2 separate regions of the Homo sapiens genome follow, and region 2 is linked to region 1. The links are chromatin loops, found by intact Hi-C in ENCODE. Cell type or tissue: endothelial cell of umbilical vein. All regions are shown on one strand.

Region 1 (8,000 bases):
CTATTTTTCTGAAGTTTAATTTTATATAATCTTTATATATATAAAAGTTTAATTTTATATAATCTCTTCCTTACATCTAGAGACAGAATTTGGGAGCAAAACAAGATTTTAGAATCTGCCCATTATAAATTCCTAAAAAGATGATGCCTGGAGAATAGCCTCTTCTCAAAAACCAAAATACAACCATCATCCTAAAAAGATGATGTCTGGAGAATAGCCTCTTCTCAAGAACCAAAATACAGTCACTTTATCCCTCAAATAATCAAACTTTAACTTAAAAAATGTTTGTCTTTCAGTTGACAGTGGTGTTACTTTTCAAAATGCTTATTATTCTTAAATTTTCATTCCATTAAGACACATTAATACATTTCCTTGACATTAGTAAGAGCCATGCCAATTTATTGTGGTGAAAATAGATAGGTATAATTTCATGTTAGATTATAAAATACACCCTAATGACTCTCAAATGGATTGTCAATTCTTTTGTGCTTAAAGAAGATCTATGTATTTGACATGTTTTGACTTTTTATATATGATCTTCAGCCAAATAAAAGAAGATACTGCAAGATCAATGAAATGTATGGATGATGATCTGAAACTTTATAAACAAACACACAGTGGACCTCTAGACTCTATCTTGAAACTTTTCTCTGTGTTGTGTTTTAAAAATCCAGATAAGATTCATAAAAATGAAAGAAATGTAATATGATTAAGAAGGAATTTCTAAAATTTTAATAAAACCAAAATTAAGAGGAATTATTAAAAATACATATTCCTATTGCTGTTGTAATCTTTGTGTAGGAATGCAGAATAAGCTTACTCAATGTTTTCTTAAATTAAATAGTTATTAATCTTCCAGATATCACCATTTGTTGGAATTCAAGAGTTATGAATGGCCCTCACCATACCAATGCTTTCTGACTGAACTCCTCTCTATGCTAAATGCAAGAGACCCAATAGTTAGGCAGGTATAACTTCACCCCTATTCAGCCTGAAGAAGTTACAGAAGACTGATCGTCGTCCCTCTGCAACCCCTAGGATTAAGGGTTCTCTTATAAAAGGGAGGGGGGAAATGTCAGAGGCATTAGAACCAGAGCAACTCCATTTTGAATAGAGGCTGAGGAAAATAAGGCTGAGACCTGCTGGGCTGCATTTTCAGGAGGCTAAGGCATCCTAAGTCACAGGATGAAATAGGAGGTCCGCACAAGATACAGGTCATAAAGACCTTGCTGATAAAACAAGTTGCAGTAAAGAGGCCAGCTAAAACCTACCCAAACCAAGATGGCAATGAGAGTGTCCTCTGGTTGCCCTTACTACTACACTCCCACCAGTACCATGACAATTTGCAAATGCCATGGCAATGTCAGGAAGTTACCTATATGGTTCAAAAATGGGAGGCACAAATAATCCACCCCTGTTTAGCATATAATCAAGAAATAGCCATAAAAATGGGCAACCAGCAGCCCTTGGGGCTGCTCTGCCTATGGAGTAGCCATTTTTTTATTCCTTTACTTTCCTAATAAACTTGCTTTGGCTTTAAAAAATAAAAATGAAAAATACATATTTCTCAGCTTATCTTTCTATTCAAAACCTCCCACTTATGGCTTTCTTGTGTGTCTATGTATTTGTTTGGTTTAGTATTAACCAATTGACTTAAATGATGACAAAGGAGAGTTGGCATGCATTTGCAGTCGGTGTGTAATTAAGAGGATGTAATTAAGGATTATTGCTGGATGTATTTACATTAGGGATGTAATTAGGAAGAAAGAAGAGTCAGTTCAATAGCCAAGGAATGGATGCCAATATGTGCTTGGAAACTCAGACACTGAAATGTATTTCTTTGTAGGAGGAACTTCCTTGGTCATCCCAGTCATGTGCTGTAAGGGCAATGAAAGCAGTGGAATAAGGAGGAGTCTGGGAGCCACTGTGCCCAGAACCATCAGCCTCAAGCAAATCATCTTCCCTTGTCCTCTTGCTCTCATCTTACCCTTCCAGACAAAATCTATGGTGTACTATTTTTATGTGCGTTCTTATTTCTCATGAGTAGACACATTAACGTGATGAGTTTAACCATAGGTCATTTTGTTTATGAGTCTCTGGTTAAATGTTAATAGCCTGAAGTCAAGTATCAAACAAGAATTTAGAGCTAAAGATCTTGCAAGTTGTACTTACTGCCTATCCAACAACGTTAGGATCCAGCCAATCCTGTTTCTTTATATGTTTTAATGTTATCAAGAGTGAACACTTACTATGCTTTTTAAATGCCAATAACTGTTCTGAGCATCCTGGATATGTTAACTCATTTAATCTTCATGATGTGCACATGAGACAGCTACTATTATTATAATTTCTATTTTAAGGTTGAGGAAACTAAGTCAATAGAGAGGTTAAGTAATTCACCCAAAGTCACATAGCTGGTGAGAGGCAAAGCTAGCTATGACTGCAGAATCTGTGCTGTTAACCACCATACCACCATCTGTGCCTTTTTACAGTTGCTAGATAAATCTTTTGTGATCATCTCTTATCATAAGAAGGGGTAAAAATTATTGGATTGGATGTATGCTGCATTGTTCATATTGCATAGACAGTGATGGAGAGTTTTCTCCAACTGTGTAAGTCTGTTTTTTGTTCTGAATATACAGCTTGCGCCACTACAACATCACTTGACATACTCTCTAATATCACCATGCAGATTCATCGTCATCCTGTCTGTCGTGTGAATAACTCATAGCCTCAAGATTAGCACAATAAAAAGATTCTTAATAAAACAACATGAGATTCTACTCAAAGACTTGAAGGAAGCTGATCTCATGTCCATTAAACTGCTAGTTGGATCTGTTTGAAAAACTTCCAAAGGGTTAGTATATGTGTTTCAGTGCAGTGTAACGAAAATTCAGGACTGGTGGGGGATTTAGTAAAAGTTAAAAGAAAAGAGAAGTTAAAATCTGAAGCAAAGCAGACTTTTCAGAAACAATTTCTTGTTCCTCAGTTATATGGAGCCTTCATATGTAGAGAAAGGTTAACCTTAGATAGAGCTTGCCCTGCATATCAGTAATCTTTATTATTGAGACACAACAACTTTATTTCATAATCATTTTCTTCCGGCCAACCAGCTGTGATTACTCAAGGAAGATTAACTAAAACCTGATGGATTTCAGCCCCTATTCAGCAATGCCAGCCAAATACTATAATTACACAGGATGCAGGCTGAGATAATGTCGACCTTGTACTTAGAGATTGTCCTAGATAAGTTGAACGGTCAGATTTGCAGGTCGGGTTTTTCAATCACTGGGGCTGTATCTGTAAAGGGAAAGAGACAGCAAAAGAGGAAGAAAAGCAAGCAAAAGACCTCTCATCATTTTAGCCATCCTGAAAGAAAGCATTTAATAAAGACAAAGACTTCAACAGATAGGAGTGGGTTCACCAGTGCAGATTTTAGAGGCTGTGTGGAGGATGTATCGTTCCTAAAGTAAATGTAATTTCTGCCCCTCCTGAGTCCATGTATTATGTGGATGGGGCGTGTGGGAGCCTTTCCATTTGGCAGTTTGCACGGCACGCTGCTGATGTTATGAAATTTACATTAAGTTGGAAAAACAGTCTTTGTCATACCTTGTCCTTTTGGAGGAAATGGATTTCCTTAACAAGAGCACCACTTTATTTCCCCTATGAATTCAGATATGGAACACATTGCTGCATGGCGTTCTACCAAATAGAAAGGCTGCTAAGGAAGGGCTTATTATTCTAAAAATTTTAATGACCCAGAAGCAAAATATTTTTGGTCCTTATATTGTAGACATAAATGCTTAAGTTCAGATTTCAAGTGCCAAGACCTCTGAGATATTACTGTTGGAACTCAACCAAAGATGAGGGATGCAGGAGGTATTTGTTAATGGTTAATGAATAATTCCCTAAATCATTTGGTTATTAACTAGTTCAAAATGCCTCACCTCTAGATCTTTGTAATTTTATTAAACTACGCAAAAGTTTCCCTGCTTTAATAAACTTTAAGTTAAATGTGAAAATATTTTACATATATCAAATGTGCTTTCCTTTTAGTTTAATGATTTCTGAAATGCTGCATATTCAGACCTTTGTGCCTTTGCCCATGGTCCTTCTTTTTTAAGGGATAGCTTCGTTCCTACTCATTTTCTCCTAGTGAACTCCTATTCATTTTTCAAAGCCTACATCAGGACAATATGTTTTTGTTATTTTTATTACAATGTTTCTTTTTCTTTCTTCTAGTAATTAATTGCTCCTTCCCCTTTGGGTTCATGGTATAATATTCCTTCCTCCATTATACTGTGTATCACGTTTTATTACTATTATTATTTTTATTAGTTAATTGGCCATTTCTCCAGCTAGAGCTCTTTAAGGACATTGATGGTGGCTTATTTTTCCTTTGATCACTAGCATAAAAGAACCAGGAACATGATAGGCATTTAATAAATGTTTTTTTGAATGCATGAGTGCATAAGTAAATAGTGAAACAGGTTATTCTAAAGAAACAGGTTAGTTTTTAGAATAGCTGCTAAATTTTTGATCTTTCAAAATATCAAAGAAGATTGTGTTTTTAATATGTAAGGCCAATTGTAGACTCGGAAGCTACTGAAAGATGATATTGCTCTTTTTTTTTTTTTTTTTTTTTGAGACGGAGCCTTGCTCTGTCGCCCAGGCTGGAGTGCAGTGGCGCAATCTCGGCTTACTGCAAGCTCTGCCTCCTGGGTGCACGCCATTCCCCTGCCTCAGCCTCCGGAGTAGCTGGGACTACAGGCGCCTGCCACTGCGCCCGGCTAATTTGACATTGCTCTTAAAAGTATGTTAGAACACTTCCTTATTCTTCATGCATCCATAGAGAAAAGGAAAAGTCTTCTTAACTCTCCGGAAGAATTAATCAGAGGAGCATTTCTAACTTCTTTCCACCCACTCACTCACTCTCCTTCCACTGACCATTGAAAATGGGGGAAGAAAAAAGGTACGGTTGGCTCAAGGTTTTCTGGATCCTCCCCAAGTTTCTTTGGCTCTGCTGTTTACCTTCTGGCAGTCGCAACAGAGGAAACCAGCATCTTTAGATGAGTGAGTGCTATGGATTGAATGTGTCCTCTCAAATTATTGTGTTGGAAACTTAATTGCCAATGCAATAGGGTAGGGTCTGATGGGAGGTTTATAGGTGGAAGGGACTAATGCTGCTATAGAAAGGTCTTGAGGGACTGAGTTATATCTCTTCAGCTTTTCTGCCATGTGAAGACATAGAGTTTGTCTCTCCCTTGCTCTTCCTTCTTCTGCTGTGTTAGGATGCAGCAAGGAAACCCTAATCAGATACTGGCATCTAGATCTTGGACTTTGCAGCCCCTAGAACTGTGAAAATACAGTTTTAGTGGCCTGGTGTGGTGGCTGACACCTGTAATACCAGCACTATGGGAGGCCGAGGTGGGCAGATCATGAGGTCAGGAGTTCAAGACCATCCTGGCCAACATGGTGAAACCCTGTCTCTACTAAAAATACAAAAGATTAGCCGGGTGTGGTGGCGGGTGCCTGTATCCCAGCTACTTGGGAGGCTAAAACAGGAGAATTGCTTGAACCCAAGAAGCAGAGGTTGCAGTGAGCCAAGAAGAGGCCATTGCACTCCAGCCTGGGCGACAGAGCAAGACCCTGTCTCAAAAAAAAAAAAAAAAAAAAAAAAGAAAAGAAAAGAAAAGAAAATACAGTTCTGTTCTTTATAAATTACCCAGTGCATGGTATTCTGCTCTAGCAGCACAAAAACAACTAAGGCAATCGGTATTTTCAATGTAGGGTATATTATTAGGCCTGCAGAAGAATGTGGCTTAATCAGTAACCTAAAGCTGTTCATTTTTATTGATAACAAAGGTAATACTTGACCTTAATTTATCTGACTCCTATGTTCATCTTTACTAAGCATCCAATCTCAGGTAGGGGAAAGGAGGCATTAATTATTGTTCCCTACTACTACCAAATAAATCCAAAATAATGTCTCTAGTTGTACATTCCCAGAATATTGTGGAATTACAAAATTTTAGTGAACTCTTACTATGAATACACTGTAATTAATTCAAATTTAATATTTTAAATTACACAGTTGAGGCAGAGATACCAAACAATCTTATTTACTAAAAAAATTATTTGAGAATCACTTAATCGTCAGCCTTTTCAGAGAATGACGTCAGGCACGTAGGACTTGTAGAGGTCTAAACCCTCATCCAGTACAAGTGTTGAATAGAGACCACATTCTGGTTGAAGACACTAAGCCATCTTATTTCAGCCTGAATCTAGTAATCAGAAGCTCACTAACTCTTGATGCCTCCTGCTTGCTAGTTAGATAACTCCAAAGATTAGAGAGTACATTATTTTATTGAGTAATTTTTTTCTTTGTAAATTTTTCTAATTGTACTCTCTGGTGGAATATAAGCAAATCTATTTTATATTTTTTCCACTATAAATCTTTAGATTGTAATGTTATTTCTTTGAAATCAGGGACCATATATCTTTCATATGCATATCCTTTCTCTGCTTAATATTAATATAAAAAACATCTTTTGAGCACTAGGCACTGTGCCTGGTGTTTGTCATAAAAATGAATAAGATATGATTCCTTTCCTCAGGAAGGATATACAAAAAAAGGCTATACAAAGTATATACAAAGAAATGCATACAAGCTGTGGTATAAATTGCTGTAATGGAAGCATGTACAAAATGCTAAAGGAAGCTAAGAGAGCATCTAATATGGCTTAGGAAAAGAGGCTGACCTAGCTATGGAGAAATTTTTTGGGTGAGTCTTAAAAGAGAAATTTTCCTGGCAGAAAAAGAGGGGAAGAATTTTGGAGTCAGTGAGATCAGCATGTCCAAAGGCACAGAGGAAAGAAAGTTGGCAGCACACATAGTAAACATCAGTGTTCAAGGTTGCTGAAGTGAGTGAGTGTGTGGAGGGTGGCAGAAGAGCCCACAAATGAAGGTGCTTAGAACATGAATGGCTTCCTATAACCTGCTAAGGATGTGGGTATTGACTTAAGGAAAGAAAAGCCACTTTAAGATGTAGAATAGGAAAGTGGCTATGTTACATATATTAGAAAAATCACATAAGCAGTAGTACAATGGAAATGTGATGAAATTAAAAGCAGGAAGATCATTTAGAAAGTTCTTGTTTGCTTGTTTGTTTCTCTTTGGATTTTTGCAATCATACAGATGACTGCTGAATAAGGGACAGTGGGAATGGAGATTACAAATAAAAGATGGACACGAAGGATATTTAGCATGTAGAGTATATAGAATTTGTGGTTGGATAAAGGTGGGATGAGGGACAAAAGAGATTTAGGAAATAAAAGAAGTTTGTACAGGTTTGTTTCTTCGGGGTTGTTCAGGTGAAAAAAAGTTCAGAATAATACAAGCACTAAGGCATGAATCTTCGAAGAGAGTTCCAAGACTGATAATATTATAGAATTGGGAACCTCTAATATATGAGTAGTACTTGAACCATAGAAGTGTGCAATGCAAGAATATGCCATGATTAAGACGCTGGGGAACATTGGCACTTCAGAGCCTATTACAAGAGAAGGTCAGCAAAGCAGACTTAGAAGAATTGCTCAGAGAGGTAAGAGGAAAACCAAGAGAAATTAGGGCTATGGAGGCCAAGAATGAAGAGATTTTTCTGGAAGTAGGGAGAAGTCATCACTGTCAGAGGACATCATTTCATGCCTGTGAAATTCCTTGTGGAAAGATACAGGTAAAATTTAAAGAAAAAAAGAGACACCATCTAAAAAGTTTAAAATACCAGTCTAATAGATTGATACAACTTTAAAAGCAATTAATGAAAAGAATAAAAAGATAAAAAGGTCATGTTAAACAAGGACTGATACATTTCTGGTGGATTTCTTGATGAAGTCATTATCGACACTCTTACACAAGAGTGATTTGAGTGAGTTGAAATGGTCAAATAAAGAGCAGAGATGCTGTATTACAGATAGTGGCTGAGCTAGAAGATATTACAT
Region 2 (8,000 bases), 87 kb after region 1:
TTTGATTTGATTGTTCTTGGAGGACTGGAGGAGGCCTCTCTAGTAAATCTTTGAGGGTGGTATGAAAGTGACTTTAGTATTGCTGGCAATTTTGAGGCTGTCCTGTAAAATAGTGGGTTTATTGTCTGGACCCTTCTTTTTTCATGGGTTTCAGAATACCCAGTAAGCCAGGACTTTCTTGAGCAAATCAGGTCTGTGAGCTGCAGGCCTCAAAGACTTCTGGATAAAGAGTTCACTCACTGAAGGTTACTAAACCAGTCTTTTCCAAGATGAATTCACTGCATTTCCTTGGGAAGATAATAAGAGTGTTGCAGCCACCGTTTATTTCCCTTACTCACTGTAGGCATAATTAAAATGAGTGATCTGTGACAAACTGCATCTGTGTCTCCAGGGGCACAAATGTTGTCACCTGTAGTAGATAGCTCAGCACAGATGCCAATTTACTGGGGATATATTCCTCATCCACAGAGGCTGTCACAGAGTTGACACATCAGTTTCTCAAGATAGAATAAAGCTTTGGATTAGCTAAACACCTTGTTTGTGTTTGATTTCGTGCAAAGTGTTTCTCAACCACCTGAGATCAGTATTACCTATATTTTATGGATTAAAAAACTATAGTAATGAGACTTGAAGGAGGTCTGGGAGGACAGTAATCACAAATTTAGGAAGTGGTGAATACTGAGATTCACACCCAAGTGTAGCTTGAAATCCTGTGTTCTTTGCCAAAGTTGGCTTTATTATCATTTTAACAGTGTGTTTTATAAAGCTTGAAAAGATCCTTTGAAAATGGAAACCAGACATTGTACTTTAAGAAATGTGTGGTAATTTTATCTGAAGGGATTTGAATTATTAGGATTTATTTAATAGGCAAATATAATTGTACTGGAATTATTTTTTAACCTCTTTCTCTCATACTTCTAAACAAAGAAAACCCAGCAATGATTACTTTGATGGTATTTGCATGCCAGGAGAAACAAAGGGAAAAGAAAACAGCTGGTAGTGGAGACTCCCTTGTTTGAAGCTCTGACTTTTTTTCCAGTGGCCTTTAAATCGCTCACGTGGAATCACACAACATGATTAATTCACTTAACAAACTCAATGACTCATCATCAGCTAATAAGTACTTCAAATGAGCTTAGAGAGTGTAGCTCTTTAGGTTTGAATACAAATGTTGTATCTGGAGGGACTTTGGAACTTTGAACTTTTTTAACAAATGTCCTTAATTAGCTGTAAGTAAGTAAACTGGACTTAGACCTATATGTTTAAATTTCATTGTTTTGTCAATACAGACATTTTGCAGAAGATAATTCTTTGTTTGGGGGACTCTCCTATACATCGTAAGATTTTTGGCAGCACTCTTGGCCTCTACCCATTTGTTGTCAGCAGCACCCCACCCCCTCCAATCAAAAATGTCTCTAAATAATGCCAAATTTCTCCCAGAGGGCAAAATTGGCCTTGGTTGAGAACAACTGTTTATTTATTTATGTACTTTTTAAGGACCTGTGATGGTTTTTAGTAAGTATTCAAACAATATAAGCATATAAAGTAAAAAGTGACAATTTCTTACATAATTGTAACCCCAAATAAAGCTATTGATAATGGATGTTATCCACTGCACATCAAGTAAACAATGAATACATAGAAACATTAAAATATATACTATTTATGCTAGGGAACAACTTTTAATAAAAAATGTGATCATATTAAAAAAAATTAAAACCCAGTAGGCTGGGTCTTATACACATACACATGCACACACACACACGCACACACATATATAATATATTATCTACATATGCATGTATATATCAAGAAAGCATAGAGAATATGGGGTAGTAAACTGAATTACATTGTTAAAGATTCCTATATATTTTATATAAAGTAGTACTCTACATATATTGTTAGTACTTAAAAATAGGTATTGTAATTTTTACAGCATCTGCCAAAAATGCAGAGATATATTGAAAAGTCAACAAAGAAATCAAAATAGAATTCAAAAAGTAATTGATTAACCCAAAAGAAGTCAGGAAAGGAGAAATGAATAAGCAACAACAATAACAGATTTAAAAAAAAAGAAAAAAGAAAGAAAAAATGGCAGGCCTAAATTCAACCACAGCAATCAGTTCATTAAATGTAAATGGACAAAATTTTTCAATAAAAAGGCAAACAGTGTTAATCTGTATAAAACAGTAAGAGCAAGGTAAATATGCTGTCTCCAAAGGATACATTTTAACTAAAAAGGCACAAACGGCTTGAAAGTAAAAAGGATAAAAAATGCTATACTTTGCAAATACTATTTATAATAAAACTAAATAGCTATATGCTATAAGTAACAATAGTGACTGCATTAAAAAGACTTCATTTAAATGTGAATGTGCCTAAAACAGTTTTAAGATATGTGAAACAACTGATAGATAAAACAACAACTGATAGATTAAAAAAGAAGACATAGAAAAATCCATAATCATATTTTGAGCTATTAACACACTTCTCCAAGTAATGGATAGTAAAATTAAGAATAAAGCAAGAGAAGTGAAAATATAAATAATACTGTCAACCATTTTTTACCTCACAGACACTTATTGAGCCCCCCATACAAGTGCAGACTATGCATTGTTTTGAAGTGCACATGAACTATGAACCAGGATAAATTATGCTGGACCATAAAACAAGTCTCAGTGAATTTCAAAGGACTAGATAGTACTAGTAATTACCCTCTGTGACCATAAAAAATTAAGTTTTACATCAATAAGATATGTAGAAAAGTTCTAACATTTGAAAATTAACAAATCAGCTTCTGAATAACCAATGAATAAATGAAGAAATCACTAAGAAATTAGAAAGAATTTTGAACTGAAGGCTGATAAAAAAACAGCATATCAAAATTTGTGGTATGCAGCTAATATGGTACCTAGAATGACATTTATAGCTTTAAATGATTTTATCAGAAGCAAAGGAAGCCTTAAGATTAATGATCTAATTTTCTACTGTAATAAGCCATTGTAATTACACTAAGATAATCATAAGAATTTTTAAGAAATTAGCAAAAGGTGAGAAAGTTAAACCTAATAGATAGAAGTAATAATGATAACAGCAGAAATAAAAGAAGTAGAAAACAGACATGATTGAAAATGTTTGCAAAACCAAGAGGTGACTTTTGAAAAGGTTAATAAAATTTATAAACTCTAGCAAGACAGATGAAGATAAGAAGAAAGAAATCACAAAAATCTAATATCAGGGTTGAAAGATGGGATATTACTCTAGATCTTAGAAAAATCAAAAGGATTTTGAAGAGATATTTTGAACAGTTTTATGTGTATGACTCTGCCAACATAGATGAAATGATCAAATTCCTTGAAACACACAACTTACCAAATCTGATACCTGGTGAAACACAAAATTCAAATGCCTTATGTATCAGAAATGTTGAATTTCAGCCAGGCGCGGTGGCTCACGCCTGTAATCTCAGCATTTTGGGAGGCTGAGGTGGACAGGTCACCTGAGGTCAGGAGTTTGAGACCATCCTGGCCAAACTGGTGAAACCCCATCTCTACTAAAAATACAAAAAATTAGCTGGGCGTGGTGGTGCACGCCTGTAATCCCAACTACTCAGGAGGGTGAGGCAGGAGTATTGCCCGAACCCAGGAGGTGGAGGTTGCAGTGAGCTGAGATCATGCCATTGCACTCCAGCTTGGGCGACAAGAGCGAAACTTTGTCTCAAAAAAAGAAAAGAAAAAAGAAATGTTGAATTTCTTTCAGAAACCTTAACACCAAGAAAATTCTAGGCCTACATCTTTTTCATAGTAAATTACCTCAAGTCTAAGAAGATATTATACGAATCATACAATTTTTTTTTCAAAAAAATGGAAAAGGGAATCACACTTTCCAACTCATCTTGTGAAGGCAGTATAACTGTGATACTTGACAAAAACATTGCAAGAAAGGAAAATTGTAGACTGATTTATTTCATAAAATTCCTAACAAAATAGTAGCGTGTCAAATCCCACAATAAAAGCATAATACAAAATGATCAAGCAGGATCAATATGAATTATTTAGGCTTATGGAAGACTTACTTCATGGAAACAGTTTAAATTAATGCTTAGTCTTTTACTGTTTCAAATTACCATTGTCAGGTGCCTGCTACAGACTTATCTGTCATTTCCAGTAATTCATGGTGTTACCTGTTGTTCTTTTTATCCCTTTTGATCCAATGTAGGACATCTGTTTTTTGTATGAGACCAAATTCTGGGAAAATAAAAATGTTTACCAAATTCATTTTTTTAAATTCAGTCCAGGAAATGCCTACTCCTCCATCATGTAGACTATTTTATTCAATAAAAAAATCCAGCGAGAAAACTGGCAAGTCTTTCAGATACCATCATGTATTCAGGCACTGAGAATAAAAATATGAACACAACTTCCTGCTATTCATCCCTCGCATTCCTGAAATGCAGTTTAGGTGATAAAATGAACATTCCCATTTTGTCCTTGATGCTTCCTTTTGAGACAGGCATTATTTTTATCCACATTATATGAATAAGAAAATGAGGCTCAGAACAAGGAAAAAGTGGATCAAAGAGGGTTACAACTAAAGCAAATGACATATATGTTGAGGATGTATTTTATATTCAGAGCTGCTGTAATCCTTGTGGGTACAGATAGCAATAAGATGCATGGAACCATGCTGAATTTCCATTTCCTTTCTTACTTATTGATGCTAAGATCACATAAGATCACATAATGAGTTTTCCTTCAAGATGACCATGACTTTATTTCATTAGTCAGAATAAACCCACATTCATAGTAACTGTCAATAAAAAAAGTAAAAATGTTGTTTGATTCAAAGGAGGAAATGAAGTTAGTAAAAAAAAATGCAGACCATGTATAATCTTATACTCAAATAAATGCAGCTTAATACTAAGAATAACTTTGGAAACTAGTAGATAGTCCACAGACATTTATTAGATTAACAAAGAAGCAGAACAACAATGAGACAACATTTTTTGCCTTTCAAATGGGCAGAAATATGGATAGATAAAGTATATAAAGGTAGCCAGACAGATAGAGGCAACATGACCTACTGCTCCTTAGGGTATGTAGAAATTGGCATTTCTGTTGGTTGCTTTTGGCATTGTAAATTCAAGCAATCTTTTTGAATTTATACAAAGAGTGGTAATGATATCATATGCTTTCAACAAGTTAGTTTTATTGTGGATAATATATCAAAAAGTAACCATCCAAAATATGGGAAAAATATATGTTCATAAAAAAGTGTTCAGAGTAGCGCAACTTATATAGATAAAAACAGTAAAGCAAGTATATATATTCAGCAGTAGAAAAAGGTTAAAGAATTTATGTCACATCCATTTAGTTTAATATTATACCACCTTAAAAACAGTATTATAAAAATCAAGATTATTAAAATCATGATTTGTTAAACTGTATTTATTAAAAATCATTAACAGAGTGTTCTTGGATCTTAGACACAAAGGGTTAAGTTAATCACCCTGTTTATTCCATACTATCATTGATTTTCTCACTTTACTGAAAGTTTATTCCTTTTTATTCCTATATTCCACTCCCATTTTCATAGTATCCCCACTACATGCACTACAAATATAAAAACCATTTGTCTTAACATTCAATTTTATGTAATGTACATTTTTGATTCTATGTATTTTTATAAAATGTGTGCTCCTTTCTGAGTATTTTTAATTTATGTAAATGGGTTGTTATATTTTATCTACATTTTATAAATAGCATATTAAATATCTGTTTCTTTTTCATTACACATTGTTTAAATATTTACCCATATTACTATGTACACATCTATTCACTGTTTCTATTTACTAGGTAAAACATGTAGCAAATTACATGAAATAGCAGAGTATGAATATATATTGTGATATATAGTATATATATAGAATATGTATTACAATATATATATATATTCCATGATTACAGCAGAGGACATGAGTTACAATTAATGCTCTTTTAGCAGTTGCCATCTGCAGATGGCTAAGTGTTAACCAGCTCAGTGGAGAGTCAGGGTGACAGTCTTTCACACTCATCCCTCTTGGTACTGGGGTCCCTGTCTGGCATCCGGGAAGAATCAGGTGACATGGACTTGAAGGATGGTGAATGTGGACGTTTTATTGAGTGTGGAGGTGGCTCTCAGCAGGGTGGGGAGCTGGAAAAGGGATGGAGTGGGAAGATTATCCTCCCCTGTAGTTCAGCTGTCCCCAGTCAAACTCCTCTCCAGCAGTCCAGCTGCCTCTTCAACATTCAGATGTTTCTTCCCTTCTCTCCTCTACTGCACAACTCTGCTCCTCTGCCAGTGGACTTTGGGGTTTCTGAGGGTACAGGATGCAGGGGCGTGATGGGCCAGGGTGATTATGAAAAAAGCAACATTTGGGCACGAAAACAGGAATAACTGTTCTCATTTAGGGCCACAGTTTCCAGGCTTGAGGGTGGGGGCTTTGCTGGGGAACCGCCCTCTCTACCTAGTGTTTCCTTGCCTCCTGTCTGTATCAGTAATATTAAAAAACTGGAAATAATTCACCAGATTTTCTTATGGTTGACTTGGTATCACACGAGTTTCTGAGTATCTTTATACTGAAAACATCAACAACATTAAGTATATCTCATGCTTTCCTGAGAGCAGAATGAGACTTTTGGCAGAGGTTTCAGTATTTAAGTTCCTAAATTATCTTGTCTCTGTGAAAATTCTGCATTATCCATAGTTGTCAATCTGATTGGACAGGATATATGCTAATAAAAATTTCACTTTTAAAAATTATCACCCAAATGTTTTCTATGGTGTGGATATCCACTCAATTGTATGTTTTCTAGACATAGAGTACTTCTTCCTACTCTTTCAATCCAATTTGTTTATTTAAAAAAAGTATAGTCTTTCAGAAAAATATTCTAGTCTCTAAATATTTTAGAGAAATATGATCTGATTGTTATCACCAAATTCATTGTATTTAATACTTTACATTAAAATATCAAGGTTTTTTTTCTTCTTATCAATACACTTTACATTGGTATATCAACCAAAAACACATATAGTTATTTTGTATTATTTCATATTATTTTCTTTTGAGAATTATTATATGTCCTTCACTTTATTCACTTTATTTCACACCTATAAGTTAACTTCTTTCTTTTTAAATTTAATTTAAAGCTTTGAGTTCAGGTAGGTTGAAGTTTCCTCAGTCCAACATGATCTTCATAGGTCTTATGAGATGATTATGATTCCTAGCTAGGAACTCACTGCCCAAGTTTGTAAAAGCATTGTCCAGAAATCCAATGGTTGCTTTACAGAGTCAGTTATTGACTTTCTATATCTATACTTTCTTTCCAAGGAAGCCAATGTCAAGTGGATAAGAGAGAGATAACACCCTGTCTCTTTCCCTAACTCTTCCATTTTCTTACCCAGTTTTTCAAAGCTGCTAAATTCCAACTTTTTTTTTTTTGGCTCAAAAGCAATATTGTATGTGTTATAATGATGGTGTATATAAAAAGAATAGTGATGCCAGGAAGCAAATCTAAATCAGTAAAATATAAAAAACCCATTTGTCTTAACTAAAGAAACCATAGAAGCCTTTCCCCCCTCCTTTTTCCTACTAGGTTAGGTACATAAACCCCTAATTCTAACCATCCTTCTAAGTTACTCATCATTGAGTATGTTGTATATGCAAATATGTAGGTATGTATGTTGTATATGCAAATAAATATTTTCTTCTGCTTCTGGAATCATGCCCATAGTCCATCCAGAAATAAGTAGGAAGGATGAAGGGCAAAGGATTTATGCCAACAATTCACTCAACAAATTAACAACAACAACAAAAATGAATCTTTTCAAAAATTAAGCAAACAATAGCTTTCCAGAGACTTCATCTAGTAGTCTTCTGCTTTCATCTGATTGGCCATAAATCTGCCTCGAGACTATCTCAACGTGCTGAAGTACCTGGGGAAGTGATTAGTTTGAACTGG

The links. Peaks named below come from ENCODE experiments on the same cell type or tissue, not always from the same donor. Only the 100,000 strongest peaks of a DNase experiment are listed, where the experiment ranks them.
Region 2: it touches region 1 in a loop (6-fold over the local background); 3 of 110 quality-filtered maps call a loop at or near these places.

What each region holds. Positions count from the first base shown.
Region 1 is chr4:123,890,031-123,898,030 of GRCh38, forward strand. The region is part of intron 4 of LINC01091 (long intergenic non-protein coding RNA 1091); the gene reads left to right. Among named protein-coding and RNA genes, the nearest start is that of LINC01091, 240 kb to the left of the region's middle. In endothelial cell of umbilical vein, no CTCF peak of the experiment used is centred here; DNase peaks (open chromatin) are centred at 2,811, 3,201, 3,631 and 6,751; H3K27ac peaks cover 5,843 bases.
Region 2 is chr4:123,976,658-123,984,657 of GRCh38, forward strand. No RefSeq gene overlaps it. Among named protein-coding and RNA genes, the nearest start is that of LINC01091, 330 kb to the left of the region's middle. In endothelial cell of umbilical vein, no CTCF peak of the experiment used is centred here; DNase peaks (open chromatin) are centred at 1,054 and 4,594; H3K27ac peaks cover 3,041 bases.